2 separate regions of the Homo sapiens genome follow, and region 2 is linked to region 1. A link is an interaction called in ENCODE POLR2A ChIA-PET data of the cell type or tissue named here. Cell type or tissue: GM12878. All regions are shown on one strand. Links, peaks and the distances in the headings refer to the core of each region. The heading gives the core; the rest is flanking DNA. Region 1 holds the start of REPIN1 (replication initiator 1). Region 2 holds the start of ASIC3 (acid sensing ion channel subunit 3).

Evidence for each region. Peaks named below come from ENCODE experiments on the same cell type or tissue, not always from the same donor. Only the 100,000 strongest peaks of a DNase experiment are listed, where the experiment ranks them.
Region 2: POLR2A ChIA-PET joins it to region 1 with 11 read pairs; 3 of 35 experiments call an interaction of 5 or more read pairs at or near these places.

Annotation. Positions count from the first base shown.
Region 1 is chr7:150,362,151-150,370,468 of GRCh38, forward strand. It overlaps REPIN1 (replication initiator 1), which reads left to right and starts at 6,672. Exons shown (of 3, transcript NM_001099695.2): 1 at 6,672-6,791; 2 at 7,521-7,718. The coding sequence starts at 7,562. REPIN1-AS1 (REPIN1 antisense RNA 1) reads right to left here. Exons shown (of 4, transcript NR_183429.1): 4 at 508-2,027. RefSeq lists silencers at 1,981-2,030, 6,456-6,925, 7,436-7,585 and enhancers at 6,146-6,205, 6,245-7,049, 7,050-7,855, 7,856-8,318. In GM12878, for the core only: no CTCF peak of the experiment used is centred there; no DNase peak of the experiment used is centred there; H3K4me3 peaks cover 2,578 bases; H3K27ac peaks cover 5,000 bases.
Region 2 is chr7:151,043,319-151,051,636 of GRCh38, forward strand. ABCB8 (ATP binding cassette subfamily B member 8) reads left to right here. Exons shown (of 16, transcript NM_007188.5): 15 at 653-903; 16 at 1,891-4,464. The coding sequence ends at 2,031. It overlaps ASIC3 (acid sensing ion channel subunit 3), which reads left to right and starts at 5,213. Exons shown (of 11, transcript NM_004769.4): 1 at 5,213-6,101; 2 at 6,788-6,938; 3 at 7,163-7,290; 4 at 7,440-7,635; 5 at 7,721-7,777; 6 at 7,854-8,001. The coding sequence starts at 5,568. RefSeq lists enhancers at 6,725-7,363, 8,219-8,318 and a silencer at 7,796-7,905. In GM12878, for the core only: no CTCF peak of the experiment used is centred there; no DNase peak of the experiment used is centred there.

The sequences.
Region 1 (8,318 bases), core at 295-8,294:
ACTGCTGCAGAGTCCTGGTGAGGGAGACTATGGTGCAGGGGTGGGGGATAAGGGTGGGAAGCAGGCCTCACCGTTATGGGGCACACGCATGTACCAGTTTCCTCTGCAGGAAATCTGAGCCATCTACCTGATACTCATTTTACCAGCTGGATTCTTTTTTCTTTTAGCAAGAGACTCTGGGAACTAGATATGCGGCAGGAAAGCATCTTGTGTGGTGGAATTTGGGGACTGACATTTGATCTCAGCCCAGGGCTACTCTTACAGCGTGCGTCCCTGTCGTGCATTATACATGTTTTCATGCACTTAAAGATATTTTTAGAACTGCAGAAGTAGAAGCACTTTGATCTTTTCCTGAATAATTTTCACATGACTTAGCAGGCCTCCTTCCACCTGAGATGGGAAACCTTGGAAAGTGAGGGGGCCTTCTTCAGTGTGTGCCACTGTAGGGGTTTTTCCTCAGCCCCCCTAGATTTGTGGTTGGAACGGACTCCTGTTACAAAAGACAGATTAACAAGAGAAAAACCAGTGGAAGTTTATTAACATGTGTATTTCACATCTGCCTGGGAGACACGCAGGAATTGAGTAGTTCTCAAAGTGGTAGCTTTGAATTCCAGCTTGTATAGCATCTTCAACAAAGAAAAGCCAAGTTTTAGGGAAGCGACAGGACAAAGGAAAAGAACTTTGAGTGTCTAAGGGGAGAACTTGTAGAAAGGTAAGTAACTGGCAGATAAATAGAGTTAGTAAAGCGCCTTCATGTCCATTCCTCTGGTTCCAGCTCCAGGCCCATAAGAGTCTAAAGTTGTCTTCAGTGGTTAACTTTTCCCTGGTCGAGAGAGGGAGCAGACCCCTTTTATCCTTCTAAATCTATATCCTGCATTTAGGCAGTGGAGGGCAGAGAGCTTTCTTCCATTTACTTTTTCACTGCCTTCAAGCTCAACAACCCTTCATCTTTCGGGGCCTCCCCAACTGCGTTCTCTTGGTGCTCTCCAGCTGGGAAGGCTCAAAGGATGGGAAGTGTGTACAGCACGTACCTGTGACTGCTACCAGAGATTTGCCCCTCCTCAGGGTCAGTGAGGGATGTGCTTTCTGCTTCCTCCCCAGACTGCAAACCCCTGGAAATTAGCTGCGTGAGAGTCTTGCATATTTGCCGTAGGGATGCGGCAGGAGGTAACGGAGATGATAGTCAAGGGAAGGTTCATTAGAGCAAATTGATCCTCAGTCTCCTCCAGCTTTCCACAGTCATCCATCCAGAAATTATCAACAAGCGCTTGTTTTTATTTTGTAGTAGGTACCAAACCAAGAGTTATTTCCGTAGTTAAATAAGCGTTAAAAGTCTTCTCAGCACCCTCTCACATTGTGGGAAAACTGCACAGACCACCTCTGCCTGACTCATGATGAGGCCGGGCACCTGGCACAGTGGCAGATGGTGGGCACTGATTAAATATTTGTTGGATGTATGAGCAAGTCCTGTGGGGGGAGCTGGAACTGTATGTCTGCAAGAAGTGGGTGCAGTTTTCCCTCTTCCAGATACAGGGCCACTTCTGAACAATACTTGGGTGTCTTCACAGAGGATTTCTGGAGACACTGTTCCTGTCACCCCCTGGCATGCCAGCCCACTTTGCATCTAATCTGATAATGGGAGCCAGGCACTGTTGGAGGGGAAAATTGATCCTCCCAGGGGCCCTATCAATATTCGCTGTCCAGTGGGCCCCTTCCTGTCCAGCCCTTTCTCCGGCTAGCTTGTCAAAAGCTGAGACCGTCTCCACTGGGCTAGGCCATTGGGCCATTTGGCTGGTTGCTGGGCCATCCTCCAAGACATTTTGAAGGGTGAAGTCTCAAATACCAAGGCCTTAAGCTTCCAGCTGGCATAAAGGCTCAGGAATCCCTTCGCAACTCCTTTGCCACTCATTTTCTTTCTGCAGAGTGAAGGCACAGTCATACTTAGTTTCCTCTGGCGATGCTAAAGAGGAAGTTACAGCAGGTGGTTAACTCCTGACTGGGAGAAGAGACATTTCCTCTAATGGAGGCTGGGGAGAGAGAAAGAAGGTTAGGGCCTTGTTTAATGAAGAACCTTTCTGCTATGAAAGACGGATTACAGACAAGGAGAAGATACTTTGTGAGTCTATGAAGGAATTCTGCTTCGCAGGCTCTTGCAGGAACGTAGGGATCAAGTGGAATTTTAGGAATGGAGAAGCATTAGATGTCCAAACTCACTCGTTAACCCTGGGGGATCCCACGCTTACCCTGTGCCCAGGCCAGCACACATGCAACTTTAGTGGTTAACATTGAGGACACAGGGGCACTGCTTGGGTTCAAATCAGCCACTATCCCGCTGAGTGGCCTTGAGTAAGTTCCTGAACATTTCAGAGTCTCGGTTGTTACATTTGTAAAATAAGGACCAGAAGAGTATTGCATAGGGTTGTTGAGTGGATTAAATGAGATATGTATGTGAGGAGTTTATCACCATGCCTGACACAAAGTAAAGCCTCCCAAAATGTTAACTAATAAATTACTAAGTATTTAGGTAAAAACTGGAGCATCTTCTTATTGTACTGTTGGTAGAAAAATTCATTCTTCCGTAACTACTAAACTTGGCCTATATTCCACAATATGCTATAACCATATTTTCAGAACCCCCAAACTATATGATATGACAAAGACTTTTTTCATATTTGTGAATTTTATTTTATAAAGTATAAAAGTTGGGCTGGGTGCGGTAGCTCACACCTGTAATCCCAGCACTTTGGGAGGCCAAGGTGGGCCGATCACCTGAGGTCAGGAGTTCAGGAGTTCAAGACTAGCCTGGCTAACATGGCAAAACCCCATCTCTACTAAAAATACAAAAATTAGCCAGGTGTAGTGGTGCGTGCCTGTAATCCCAGCTACTAGGGAGGCTGAGGCAGGAGAATCACTTGAACCTGGGAGGCGGAGGTTGCACTGAGCTGATATTGCACCATTGCACTCCAACCTGGGTGACAGAGCTAGACACTGTCTCAAAAAAAAAAAAAAAGTATAAAAGTTAAGTAGTTAATGTACAGATTAGTCAACTTGACTGGGACAGGTAAAATAAGACCTGAATGAATGGAGTGGAGAGAATGAATCTTAAAGACAATCACGTTTTTAAAACATTGACAAGAAATTCTAAAGTTCATTTTGTTACAAAACTGAACTGGGGTCTACTTGCCCGGCGCAGTAAGAGGAAACACCAACACTGAGGTTGTGCATCCGGAGAAAGGAGCACATTTATTTGCAGGGCACCAAGCGAGGAGAAGTGGGTCATACTTAAGATACAACCTCTTCGATGGTTTACAAGCAAGGTTTTTTTTTTCCCCCAGTCGGAGTCTAGCTCTGCCGCCCAGACTTGAGTACAGTGGCATGATCTTGGCTCACTGCAACCTCCGCCTCCTGGGTTCAAGTGATTCTCCTGCCTCAGCCTCCCGAGTAGCTGGGATTACAGGCTCCTGCCACCACGTCCAGCTAATTTTTGTATTTTTAGTAGAGACGAGGTTTCACTGTGTTGGCCAGGCTGGTCTTGAACTCCTGACTTTGTGATCCGCCCACCTCGGCCTCCCAAAGTGCTGGGATTACAAGCATGAGCCACTGGGCCCGGCCACAAGCAAGTGTTTTTAAAAGCAGGGGTAAATTTCAGGAAAGGAGAAGTTATGGGCAAAATCGTGAATTGATACATGGAGGTTATGCACTGGTTTAGCCTCAAAGGGCAGGGTATTTTGAAGGAGGAGCCTTAAAGGTCATACATGAATTCAAAGACTCTGATTTGTGATAAGTTAAGGAAGCAAAGCTTTGCCTAAAACCTTGGGGTTAGCAGAAAGGAATGTTCAGGTCTGGTCCAACTTCCATCAGGATCCTCAGGAAGAAATTTAGAACAAAGAACAGCAGAGCTTAGTCCTCAGTTCCCTCTTGTCTGAGGTCTGCAGGCCAGGGCATCCACTTGGGAGGGGGGCCCAGGTTTCTGAAGAGCAACTCAGGGACATATATTAAGATGTTATCTTTAGTTTCTATAGGGAACCAAACATTTTGTGACTGTAACTTCCTTGTTTTAAGCTACAGTTACCTTCTTGTTTATTAGGTTGCTAGCTGGGTGCCTGGAATTTCCCTTGAAGGAATTCAAGATTTTCCTTTATTTCCATGCTTGCCCCCTCCCCACTTCCTGCAGGCCTGTAAGAGGGGTGCCGGCTCCATGTCAGTTTGGAAGAATAAATGAAGTGATTCTAGCCAAGAAGTTATGAAGAATAAAAAAACCCAGAATCTTTGTGTAGGGGAAGTACTTAAACTACCAGCTACCAAAACTTATTTTCTGTGATAAAACTGCAGACATTCAATGTAGTTTTAGGTTGCGGGTAGCCTCTCTAAACATAACTCTAAAGGCAGAAACCATAAAGGAAGACTGCTAAGTTTTGGCACATTAAAACAAAACTTTCTCGCCGGGCACGGTGGCTCATGCCTGTAATCCCAGCACTTTGGGAGGCCAAGGCGGGCAGATCACGAGGTCAGGGGATCGAGACCATCCTGGCTAACACAGTGAAACCCCGTCTCTACTAAAAATACAAAAAAATAGCTGGGCGTGGTGGCGGGCACTTGTAGTCCCAGCTGCTCGGGAGGCTGAGGCAGGAGAATGGCGAGAACCTATGAGACGGAGCTTGCAGTGAACCGAGATCACACCTCCCTCTACACTCCAGCCTGGGAGACAAGCCAGACTCCATCTCAAAATAAATAAATAAATAAATAAATAAATAAATAAATAAATAATAAAATAAAAATAAAACAAAACTTTCTTATGCTCGCTTCAGCAGCACATAGACTAAAGCAAAACTTTCTCACATCAACAACTGAAAAGGTAGGCCGGATGCAGTGGTTCACATCTGTAATCCCAACACTTTGGGAGGCTGGGGCGGGAGGATCGTTTGAGACCAGCCTGGGCAACACAGTGAGACCCCATCTCTACAGAAGAAAAACATTAAAATAAAATAATTAGCTGGATGTGGTGATGTGATCCTGTAGTCCCAGCTACTCAGAGGCCGAGGTGGGAGGATTGCTTGAGCTCAGGAAGTCCTGGCTTCAGTGAGCCATGATAGTGCTACTGCACTCCAGCTCTGGTGACAGAGTGAAACCCTGTCTCAAAAAAAAAAAAAAAAAAAGTTAACAAGTACGAGGAAACACGTCTGCAACAAACATGACAAGTCTTTAATACCTGTACTTTATGAGTGCCCCCCAAACAATAAACCAACTCCCCAACTTTTAAAATGGGCAAATAGAAAAGTGGGCAAATGGACATAAACAAATTCACAAGAGAAAATAAAACTGGCAAAAAATAACCATGTGAAAAAACAATCCAGCTAACTAGTACTCTAAGAAATGCAAGTACAAAAGATGAGAAATAACCATTTCAAACTAAATTTTTTTTTTAAAAAAGTCTGTGTTGTCAAGTATATGGAAAATGGGCATTTCTCAGGGAAAACTAATACGTTTTCCTGGAAGATAATTTAGAAAACATTTAAAAAATATATTCCTTTTATACAGCCATAAATAATCATGTTTAAAAGAATATCTAATAAAATGGAAGAAAATTCACAAGATCGTGTTAAGTGAAGAAGGCAGAATACATCTTCGCAAGGCATTATTCCAATTATGCCAGACATGCCATGGATATACGTAGAGAAAACACCGGAGGCAACATACCAAAATATTAAATGTAATTGACTCTACGAGGTAAAACTGAGTTTTATGTTCCCCTATTTCCTATTTATGCAATAGATTTAAAAAGTATTTTTACGACTAATTATACAATTCAAAAATTGCCTGTGTTGAAAAGCATGAAAGTACATGAAATTGTACTACCCTGGAAACCCCAGGAAGTGTTTAGTTTGGAAAGCCAGGGCCACCTGCTAGTGGGTGAGTCATGGGCACAGGCTCGCACCTGCCACCGCAGACGCCACACAGGCTGCTGAGCCTTTCCAAGCGAAATGCCCCACGTGCGCCAACGGCCACCTCGGCCGTCGCCCCACGCTTGGCCCGCAGCCAGAGGAAGCCCAGCAACTTCTGCTCTTTCTTAATTTCTAGAAAAGAGTGAAGAGAGGCCTTTTCAAAGTTCGCAGGATCGGGCCTTTTTGTGCTCCACTTTGGAACAAATCGGAAGCTAGGGCCTTCCAGGTGCGCCACCGCCGTCCCGGGACCGCCGCGGCCGCAAGCGTCCGCACTGCGGCCGGGGTGCGCGGCCTGAGAAAGGCCCGGGCAACGACGCTCCGGGGGCTTGCCGGAGCCCTCTTTGAAGTCTCCCGACGGGCTCCCAGCCTCTCATAAGGCAGCTAAGGCCGAACACCCCGGTGACCATAGGCCAGCCACGCGGTCGCCCGGGGACGCGCGTGCTCCGCAGGGACAAAGGGTCGGGAAACTTGAGCTCCGGCCAGTCCCAGAGAAACCCGGGCTGGTGGTCGCCATGGCAACGGAGTCCGACCCTCCGAGGCCTGCCGCCCTGGCGCGGCAGTGGCTTGAGTGACCCGGCCCGCTCTTGGCGGGGGCGCCCGCGCCCCGGCCCCGGCAGTCCCTCCCCGCCCCCAGGCCGCGGCCGCGGGAGCCGGCGACTGACCCTCGGCAGCTCCTGTAGTCACGTGGCGCTGGGAACCCGGCGGGGGGAGGTTGGGGACGGGCCTGGCAGTTGTGAACTCGAACCTGCCGCTGTCGCCGCGGCGGGGCGGGGAGCGAGAGTGGGCCGCGGAGGCCGGCCTTCGGGCTCCATGGACGGGCGCCGCGTCCCTGCACAGCCCGCCGCAGAGGTACGGCCGGGGCAGGGGCGCGGGGCCACCGCGGGCCCGCGGGGGGCCGCTCCACCTGCGGGGCGCGTGACCGTGAGTGTGCGCGACCGTGTGTGAGTGCGCGGGGGGGGACGCTGCTGGATCTGCGGGGGTGGGGGAGCGCACCTGCGCACAGGCTCCGCGAGCTGCGCCGTGCGTGGGACCCGAAATGGCTCACTCGCAAGAACGGGACCCGTGTGCCCGGGAGCGTGGACGGAGGACACGCATCAGTACAAAAGGGCGGTGTGGGGCTTCTGCCACCCGCGGCCAGCCGCGATGCGGAAGGGGATTCTGACGGAGTCGTGGTCACACCAGCTGGCCCTGCGCAGCCCCATGGGAAATAGGCCTGGAATTCCTGTCGGGAGGAGGCTGGGGGAAGGGGAGCCAGCAGGGATTCCAGAGTTCCTGCCATAGGCCGGCCTTTGGCCATCAGGGAAAGCCCAGACTCTGGCCACAGAATGGAGAATTCGTTCCGTGACCTTACCAGGGAAGAAAGTGACCCCGAAAGACAGCAGTGTGCTTCCTTGTTGAAGGGGCACATTCATTTATTAATCCAATGTCCATTAAGGTCACTCTGCCAGGCAGGATGTGGGGCTTATGGCTGGTGCGTGTGGCTTTGTGGGGGGAGGGGTTGTGGCTGGTGAGGACACAAAGCTGACTGCCCTAGAGGAGCTCAGAGCCTCACTTCTGTTTTCTCTTCCCTCCCCACAGGTAAGGCTGGCCTCTCTGCAGTCAGAGGTCTGAGCTCTGCCATGGGGATAGGGGTGTCTTTATTACTGCAGTTTTCTCTAACACCTGGGGGCTACCGGAGTGTGGGCCGAAGCAGGCGCTGCAGCCGCGGAAGTATCCCCAGGAACATCCCCAAGAGGAGCTGGAAAAAGCCTCATCCCCAGCTCTGCAGTCTCCAGGGTAGAGTCTGGCCTTTGCTGTGCTCCCAAACCACGCCACAACAGGGGTGCACGGGCGTCCCCATCCCGGCGGAAGGAAATGGCCCTTTCTCATATCCTGGGGTCTTCCCTGTGCACAGTCTGACACTGGGAATGAGTGACCTTTGTGTTCCCTGAGAAGAGAGAGTGCGCTCTAGGGAATTTAGAAGGATGTGTCTGGAGCTTGTGAGCAGGCACAGAAGGGCCCTTAGGAGCCTAACTGCTTCCTTCCTCCTTCCGCGGAGGAGGCTCCTGTGCAGGAATCTGGGCTCCCCTGAGCTGTGGAAGAGCTGAACATGGGGCAGCCCCTGGCGAGGTTGGGGCAGGACCGGGCAGGGGACTGAGATTGCAGTCTCATCTTCCCTCCCCTTCTATTGCCCCAGTAATCTCCAGCACCCCGAGGGAGGCAGAGCCGGTGATCAGGCCCCGAGGGCAGCAGGCTGTGGGTGTTCCTTGGATTCAGGGAGAGCCTTCCTTCCTGCAATGTCCTAATTTGTGTGGGTGGAAGAGGGCAGGCGGGCAGAATGGGGGCACAGTCTGGGCAGGCGGTGGTCTGGCGTTAGACTGCCGGGAGTAGCACCCA
Region 2 (8,318 bases), core at 106-8,105, 680 kb after region 1:
GCACAGTGGCTGAGGGACCCAGAGGTGGGATGAGCCAGTGCAGGGGGAACCCAGAGGAGGAGTGTACACAGTGTGGGGTGGGGGGTCAGAGGCAGGAGGAGGGTGCACAGTGCGGGGTGGGGGTCAGAGACAGGACTAGGGTGCACAGTGCGGGGTGGAGGGTCAGAGACAGGACTAGGGTGCACAGTGTGGGGTGGAGGGTCAGAGACAGGACTAGGGTGCACAGTGCGGGGTGGAGGGTCAGAGACAGGACTAGGGTGCACAGTGTGGGGTGGAGGGTCAGAGGCAGGACTAGGGTGCACAGTGCAAGGTGGAGGGTCAGAGGCAGGACGAGCGTACACAGTGCGGGGTAGAGGGTCAGAGGCAGGACGAGGGTGCACAGTGCGGGGTGGGGGGTCAGAGGCAGGAGGAGGGTGCACAGTGCGGGGTGGGGGTCAGAGGCAGGAGGAGGGTGCACGGTGTGGGGTGGGGGGTCAGAGGCAGGAGGAGGATGCACAGTGCGGGGTGGGGGTCAGAGGCAGGAGGAGGGTGCACAGTGCTGAGAGGGGCACTTAGAGGATCTTGATGGGCGTTCAGGAAGGACCCTGTGCCCCTTTGTGGGCCACCCTCAAGTGCACAGCTTCAGGCTCCTGCCCTGCCCCTCCCTTCCCAGGTGAACGGGGCACTACCCTGTCTGGGGGCCAGAAGCAGCGCCTGGCCATCGCCCGAGCCCTTATCAAGCAGCCCACGGTGCTGATACTGGATGAAGCTACCAGCGCGCTGGATGCAGAGTCCGAGCGGGTTGTACAGGAGGCCCTGGACCGGGCCAGTGCAGGCCGCACGGTGCTGGTAATTGCCCACCGGCTCAGCACTGTCCGTGGGGCCCACTGCATTGTCGTCATGGCCGATGGCCGTGTCTGGGAGGTTAGTTGTCCTGGGGGCGTGGATCAGTGGGTTGAGGATGGCTTCATCACGGACAGTGGCACAATGCTGCAATGAGTTATATGAAGTTGTGGCCTGGCCCCAGGGCCTTGGGGGCTATATTCTGGAAGCAGCGTCCCATATAGAGTCAGGAGTTCCTGCATTCAGCCAAGCCCTGGCCTCTCAGGCCCTCAGTTTCTTCTTCTGTCCCCTGGGATAGTATAATTGCACCATCAGCTCCCAGGATCAAAAGGAAAAGTACTAGCCGGGTGCCTGTAATCCCAGCACTTTGGGAAGCCAAGGCAGAAGGATCTCTTGAGGCTAGCCTGGGCAGCATAGCGGGACCCTGTCTCTACAAAATACCAAAAAAAAAAAATTAGCCGGATGTGGTGGCATGCACCTGTACTCCCAGCTACTCTGGAGGCGGAGGCGGGAGGATTACTTGAGCCCCAGAGGTTGAGGCTGCAGTGAACAATGATTGTGCCATTGCGCTCCAGCCTGGCATCAGAATGAGACCCTGTCTCAAAAAACAAAAAGGAAACATACTCAGAGTATGGTGCTGGGAGCAAGGAGCAGGGCTAGCTGCCCAGGGTATCAGGTGCAGGAGAAGCAGCGCCAAGGAACCTGTGCAGGGAGTCAGGAGTAGGACCCCAGAGGCCGTGTGGCGTTGGCTAACAGCCACTCATTCAAGCCAAGGCTGAGGGGCTCGTGCAGGGAGACGGATCCTGAGTTGGAGCCTTGGGCTCTGTAAGGGGGACAGAGGGAATCATGTTCTTCCAAAATTCAGCTAAGTAAGGAAGTGGCAGTAACTAATGCAGCATGCCAGTGGCGGTTCCTTTCAGATTGGGCATTGGTTTCAGAGTGTCCCCAGAAGGGACACCGGCCTAAGTGACCATGGGCCCAATGGCTGATAGAGAGGCTCAGCTCTCTGAGGGTTCTGAAGCCTGCATGCCTTGGAGCAACCATCCGCCCTTCCCTCCCATCTTCCAGGCTGGGACACATGAAGAGCTCCTGAAGAAAGGCGGGCTATACGCCGAGCTCATCCGGAGGCAGGCCCTGGATGCCCCGAGGACAGCGGCCCCACCGCCCAAAAAGCCAGAAGGCCCCAGGAGCCACCAGCACAAGTCCTGAGAAGGGCCCCCTGAGGTGTGGTCGCTGCCAAGCATCAGTGTTAGGGCTGGGGCTCAGCCTGGGGGAGCCTACTGGGGACTGAGCCCCCAGGAGGGCCAGCATGTGGAGAGTCGCTGCGGCTGCTCCTGCTCACAATAAAGCCGGGGCCGAGCAGCTGGCAGGGGAGGCCAATCCCTCCCTCCCCTCCCCAGTCCTGCCGGCTGCCTCCCTCCCACCAGAGTCTGCCAGAGTCATTGGGCTGCAATGGGCAGAGACAGAGTTCCACGAGACACCTCCACTCTATTCTCCCTTTGCCCAGACCCCTCCAGACCTCTCAAGAGACGTTCTGGCCAGTCTCCCTGCCCCACCCAGCAGCTTCAAATTGGCCAGGCCTACAGTAGCTCCAGGGAATTTTTAAAAATCAGGGTCTGGAAGTGGGCCTGGGAATTCAAACCTAGGCTCTTCCCACACCCTTGCTAGGACCTCACTTCCCTAGACTGGCGACTGACTCCCTCTCCTGTGTCCCCACTCCCTCCATGGGAGAAGGAGCCTATCCCCTGGCTCACCCCGGGACCCACAGTCCCCATCTTCCAAACAACCTCCCTCCTTTCTCCCTGCACAGTGAACACAGTCCTGATTTCTAGATTTCACCTCCCCTCCCCACCCACAAGGGACACAGGCCTAACAGGGCCCAACACTTGGGTCAGGGTAGGAGGGACGGGGCCACAATGGCCAGTTCCCACGAGAAGCGCCAGCCTGCCTGGCTGTCTTCCACCGGCCCTGCCCTGTGTGCCTGGCGTCTTTCACCCACTGAGATTGTGAACCAGCCTCCATCTACACCAAGAACACCCAGCACTGAAGGAGATGGGAGGGGCTGATGCCCACCTGGAGCTCTCTGCTTCCTGCCCACAGTGCTGACGAGTACAGAGCTAAATGGAGCAGCTACTGCAGAATCCAGTACAGAATCGGTCCAGGAGGGTGCGGCTGTGGACAGGCCAGCATCCCCAGCAGGTTCTGGGAGGCGCACCTTGAAAGGGGAAGGCAGACATCCTGAGTGATGGGCGCCTGTGGCCCTGAGACTGTGGATGAGGGGGCTAGGCTCCAGCTGGCTTCTGAGGGGCCTGGAAAGGCACACAAGTAGGTCCTTGGCTGAACTGGTGCCCCAGCAGGACCTCGTGTCCCTGCACTGCTGCAGATGCATCAGCCCTCCCCATGTTGGTGCCGCTGTCACTTCCTACTGGGATCCTTCCCCTATCCAGCCACATCCAGGCTGTGGGACTACACGGTGCCCTGTTCCCCTGGGCAGGAGAAGAGGTGGTACCTGCAATGCACCTTCACAGCCAGGCAAGCATTCTGGATTTACCCTGTGTAAAGAAGGGTGGTACCCTCTTTCAGGGGTGTGATACAGTGCATTGATGGAGCAGCTGGTGCTGCTGGGAGGCCAGCCTGGAAGAGGCAGCAGTGGCTCAAGTTTGCGTGCAGGAGCCAGAGTGGGACCCACGGGCTCTTGTGGGTGTGGTTTAGAACTAGATGGTGCTTTGGGGACAAGCCATCCAAAAACCCCAGGCCCACATCCACCCTGATTTGATATCCCACTTCCTGACAGATCAGAGGCTGTGTCTTTAAGCAGTGGAGGTCCAGGAGCAGAGCCTGGGGCTGGTTCACAGCTAAACCCCTCCTTAGGGCAGCCCAGAGTAGGGCCTCAGCTGGCAAGTCCACAAGCCCTGCTGGGGCCCTGCTTGTTGGCCTGACCCCTCCCTCACCAGGCAGCCAGCCAAGGTGGTTCCTGCTTCACCCACTCAGTCATCAGCCTCAGGCTGCCCAAAATGCCTCTGACACCAGATTTATATCTTCTGGGCGGCTTCTTTAAATCCAGCCCTTCACCCGCCCCCTAGAGAAGCAGTGAAACCCCTTGGCTAGTCCAGCTGGAAGAGCTAGACCGCAGGAGCCGCGCCGTCTTCCTAACCTCGCCTCGGCCTTCGCTCCACAGTGGAGAGTGGGAGCCTAGCTGTGCTTGATGCTGAATGCCTGTTTTGAGAGTGTGAGTGGGATCATCTACAGTAAATACTTGCAAAGCATGGCACTGTGGCTCTGGGGAGCTGGTACGCCTGTGCTGTAACCATGGTACTCAGTCCTTCCAAAGTGTTTATTAATCAAGCACCTGTCATGTGCCATTGAGCCCACGATGGGGAATGAGGACAGTCCCTGCCCCCATGAAGCTTGTGTCCTGTTGGGAGGACAGACAGGTGGCCCAGCAGTTGCAGCATGGTGTGTGCACACGTTTGGCTGGTGGAACCATGTTTCTACCACTCATGGTCAAAAAAAGCCCACCAAAGTCCTGGGAGTTCACATCTGTGTGATGATACGGCAACATTGTTTGTAATGGAAAGACTGGACACCCCCAGTGCCCATCAGTGGGGGAGTCATTAAATAAACTATGGTATGTGCACATAATGGGTGGTATGCAGCCCTTTGGAAAAATGTAGGTTTTCCAGGTCCTGGATATAGCAGCGTAAGATGGGAAATCACAGAATACCCATGTTGTGCCTGAGATGGCAGGTGGGGTACCCGTGGTACCCGGGAGGGTGGCAGGTGGGGCACCCATGTTCTACCTGGGGTGGCAGGTGAGCCCATAACCATTGTAGAGGCCAACATCCTCAGAGGCCTGAGTGTGGGGAGGTAGGCTTTGACTCCCTAGGGAGAGAGGGACACTTAGGAAACAGACGGGCCCTGGAAGTGGGACATGAAGAGTGCCCTGGCCATCCAGTGTAGGCTGAGATGCTAGGGGCACAGAAAGAAGAGATCTGCTGATGCCAGCCTTCCAACCATTTCCCAGCTTGGCCAAGAGCCAGCTCTGGTATTCGTGAAGGAACAGATCCTGGGTGAAGCTAGAGGGAAGGCCGCAGAGGCAAAAGGAGAGAGGAGCTAGGCCAGGGGTCAGCGACTGACCCTCGCGGCCAGTGTACAGGGGTTGCAACTGGGAGCCTAGGGGGCCCCAAGGCATCTCCAGGCCCAATCTACCTCTGGGCTTTTCTCAAGCTCTCCCTAGGATTACTGCGGTTTCCTCCTGGCGCCTCTCGTCTTGGACAGCCATGCCCCCCTCCATGCTGCACTAATGGCTCAGCCTGGGGCCCTAGGGACCTCTCCTACCCCCCAGACTGCTCTGTCGGCCCCCTTTCCCCCCTACTGCTGAAACCCAATCCTCTGCAGCAGCGCCGGCTCAGCACCGCCGGCTCAGCACCGCTCCGCAGCCCCTGCCTGCCACGGTCAGCTACGTCCCACCTGGTCTGCTGCGGAGTCCCCAGCCCAGTGCCTAGCCCAGTGGAGCCACCGCCTGTTCCTCGGGAAGGAACAGTGGGACCTGACCGGCCAGATCACCTCCTCCAATCCTGCCAGGCTAGTGCCTCCCTGCCTTCCAACCTTGGCTGTCTCCCACCCTCTCTTCTCCTCTCCTTGCCTGGCCTCCTGAATCCTATCTTAGCCTCCTTAGCCCCCTGACTGACTCTCTCTCGCTTCTTCCAAGCCTCTGTAGCTGGTTCCGCTCCTGGGTTCTGGCCATGAAGCCCACCTCAGGCCCAGAGGAGGCCCGGCGGCCAGCCTCGGACATCCGCGTGTTCGCCAGCAACTGCTCGATGCACGGGCTGGGCCACGTCTTCGGGCCAGGCAGCCTGAGCCTGCGCCGGGGGATGTGGGCAGCGGCCGTGGTCCTGTCAGTGGCCACCTTCCTCTACCAGGTGGCTGAGAGGGTGCGCTACTACAGGGAGTTCCACCACCAGACTGCCCTGGATGAGCGAGAAAGCCACCGGCTCATCTTCCCGGCTGTCACCCTGTGCAACATCAACCCACTGCGCCGCTCGCGCCTAACGCCCAACGACCTGCACTGGGCTGGGTCTGCGCTGCTGGGCCTGGATCCCGCAGAGCACGCCGCCTTCCTGCGCGCCCTGGGCCGGCCCCCTGCACCGCCCGGCTTCATGCCCAGTCCCACCTTTGACATGGCGCAACTCTATGCCCGTGCTGGGCACTCCCTGGATGACATGCTGCTGGACTGTCGCTTCCGTGGCCAACCTTGTGGGCCTGAGAACTTCACCACGGTGAGCTGACCTCCCTACCTATCCTGCCAGGGACCCAGAGAGCCGACCAGTCCCTGCCCAGCACCCACAATTCCCTAGCCAGCACAGGCTCCCCCAAAGCCAGGGGACCTCTTCCTTCCTACCAGCCATGGACTCCCCACCCCCCAGTGCCACTCCGTGCAGCCCAGGAAGCTGTCCTCCTTGGGGCTTTCTCTGTCTCCCAGCCCGAGGGGAGCATGTGAGGCCACACTGACCCCGGCTGGCCCTAGGCCTGAGGTCTGGCCCAGGGAGGCCCTGCTCCTGGGGCTGGGGGTCCTCCATGGTGGGACCATTCTGGGGCAGAAGACCCCTATCTCTGCCAGGAGGTGGGGGGGGCTTGCTTTCCCTCTGCCTTTTCAACATACTGCCAGCCCCGGAGGACAGCCACAGGGGCCCATTTCCTTTTCCTGCAGTTCCCAGAGAAACACAGAAAAACCTGTAGGCTGTGCCCTGGGCTTTGGTGGGGATTGGCGGGGTGGAGGAGCTGAGTTGATGGGCTCCCAAGAGCGTCCTGCAACATGTGCCCACTGGAGCGTGGGGCTGGGGGCATTGAGATGCGGGCTTCAGTATTCAAAGAAGAGACGCAAACATACCATGAGGTGGGGAGAGGTCCCATGACCATGTGCCTGCCTGGGGGAGATGGCCATCACCCTGTCTGCCCGCCCCAGATCTTCACCCGGATGGGAAAGTGCTACACATTTAACTCTGGCGCTGATGGGGCAGAGCTGCTCACCACTACTAGGGGTGGCATGGGCAATGGGCTGGACATCATGCTGGACGTGCAGCAGGAGGAATATCTACCTGTGTGGAGGGACAATGGTAGGGAGCACACAAATGAGGCTGGGGGAGGGCACGGATGGAGTGCAAAAGGCTAGGGGAAGGAGAGGAGGAGAGGAGGTGTCAGGGTGTTCCCCCAGAACCTGTGAAAGGGGCTGGGCTGGCTCATCCCAGTCCTGGGGAGAGGGGCTGCAGTGAGAGGTCTTGTCTGGTTGGGCAGGAGACCTGACCACACAGGTCAGGCCTCACAGGTCCCTCCCCGACAGAGGAGACCCCGTTTGAGGTGGGGATCCGAGTGCAGATCCACAGCCAGGAGGAGCCGCCCATCATCGATCAGCTGGGCTTGGGGGTGTCCCCGGGCTACCAGACCTTTGTTTCTTGCCAGCAGCAGCAGGTACCCTTCCGTGTGCCTCCACACCTACTACTTCAAGCCCACACCACCTCAGACCCTAAACCCTCAGCTCCTCAGACCTGTCTAGGGGCCTCTCCCCAGCTGGCCTCTCACGCTCTCCGGGAAGCCTCCTTAACCCTGTCCCCCCACAGCTGAGCTTCCTGCCACCGCCCTGGGGCGATTGCAGTTCAGCATCTCTGAACCCCAACTATGAGCCAGAGCCCTCTGATCCCCTAGGCTCCCCCAGCCCCAGCCCCAGCCCTCCCTATACCCTTATGGGGTGTCGCCTGGCCTGCGAAACCCGCTACGTGGCTCGGAAGTGCGGCTGCCGAATGGTGTACATGCCAGGTGAGGGGCTGGGGTTTTCGTCCCATGGCGGGCAGGGCCCAGGGAGCTGAGGCTGCTTCTAAAGCCATCTCCCCGGTACCCGCAGGCGACGTGCCAGTGTGCAGCCCCCAGCAGTACAAGAACTGTGCCCACCCGGCCATAGGTAAGGGCGAGCCTCCCCCACCTCCCGTCCGCCCCGCTCCGCCCGCGGGCGTCTGACGCGGCCCGGTGGCCCGCAGATGCCATGCTTCGCAAGGACTCGTGCGCCTGCCCCAACCCGTGCGCCAGCACGCGCTACGCCAAGGAGCTCTCCATGGTGCGGATCCCGAGCCGCGCCGCCGCGCGCTTCCTGGCCCGGAAGCTCAACCGCAGCGAGGCCTACATCGCGTGAGCTGCGCGGGGCGGGCGGGCTCCTCCGAGCCGGGGGCTCCCGACGGGGCGGAACGGGGCAGGCCAGGCCGTAGCCCTAGTGCGCACAGCCCGGGCGGAGGCAGCCTCCGCAGCCTCACTGGCTCTGGGGCTCCGTGCTGGTTGCTTAATCTTTCTGGCCCCGGGGGATGCTGACGCCTCCTCCCAGGGGTCTGTTTTTTTTTCCTTTCCTTTTATTTTTTAATCTTTACTTTTAAAAAACAGAGACGGCGGGGGGCGGGGGAGGGGAGGGGAGGGGACTCGCTGTATTGCCCAGGCTGGTCTCAAACTCCTGG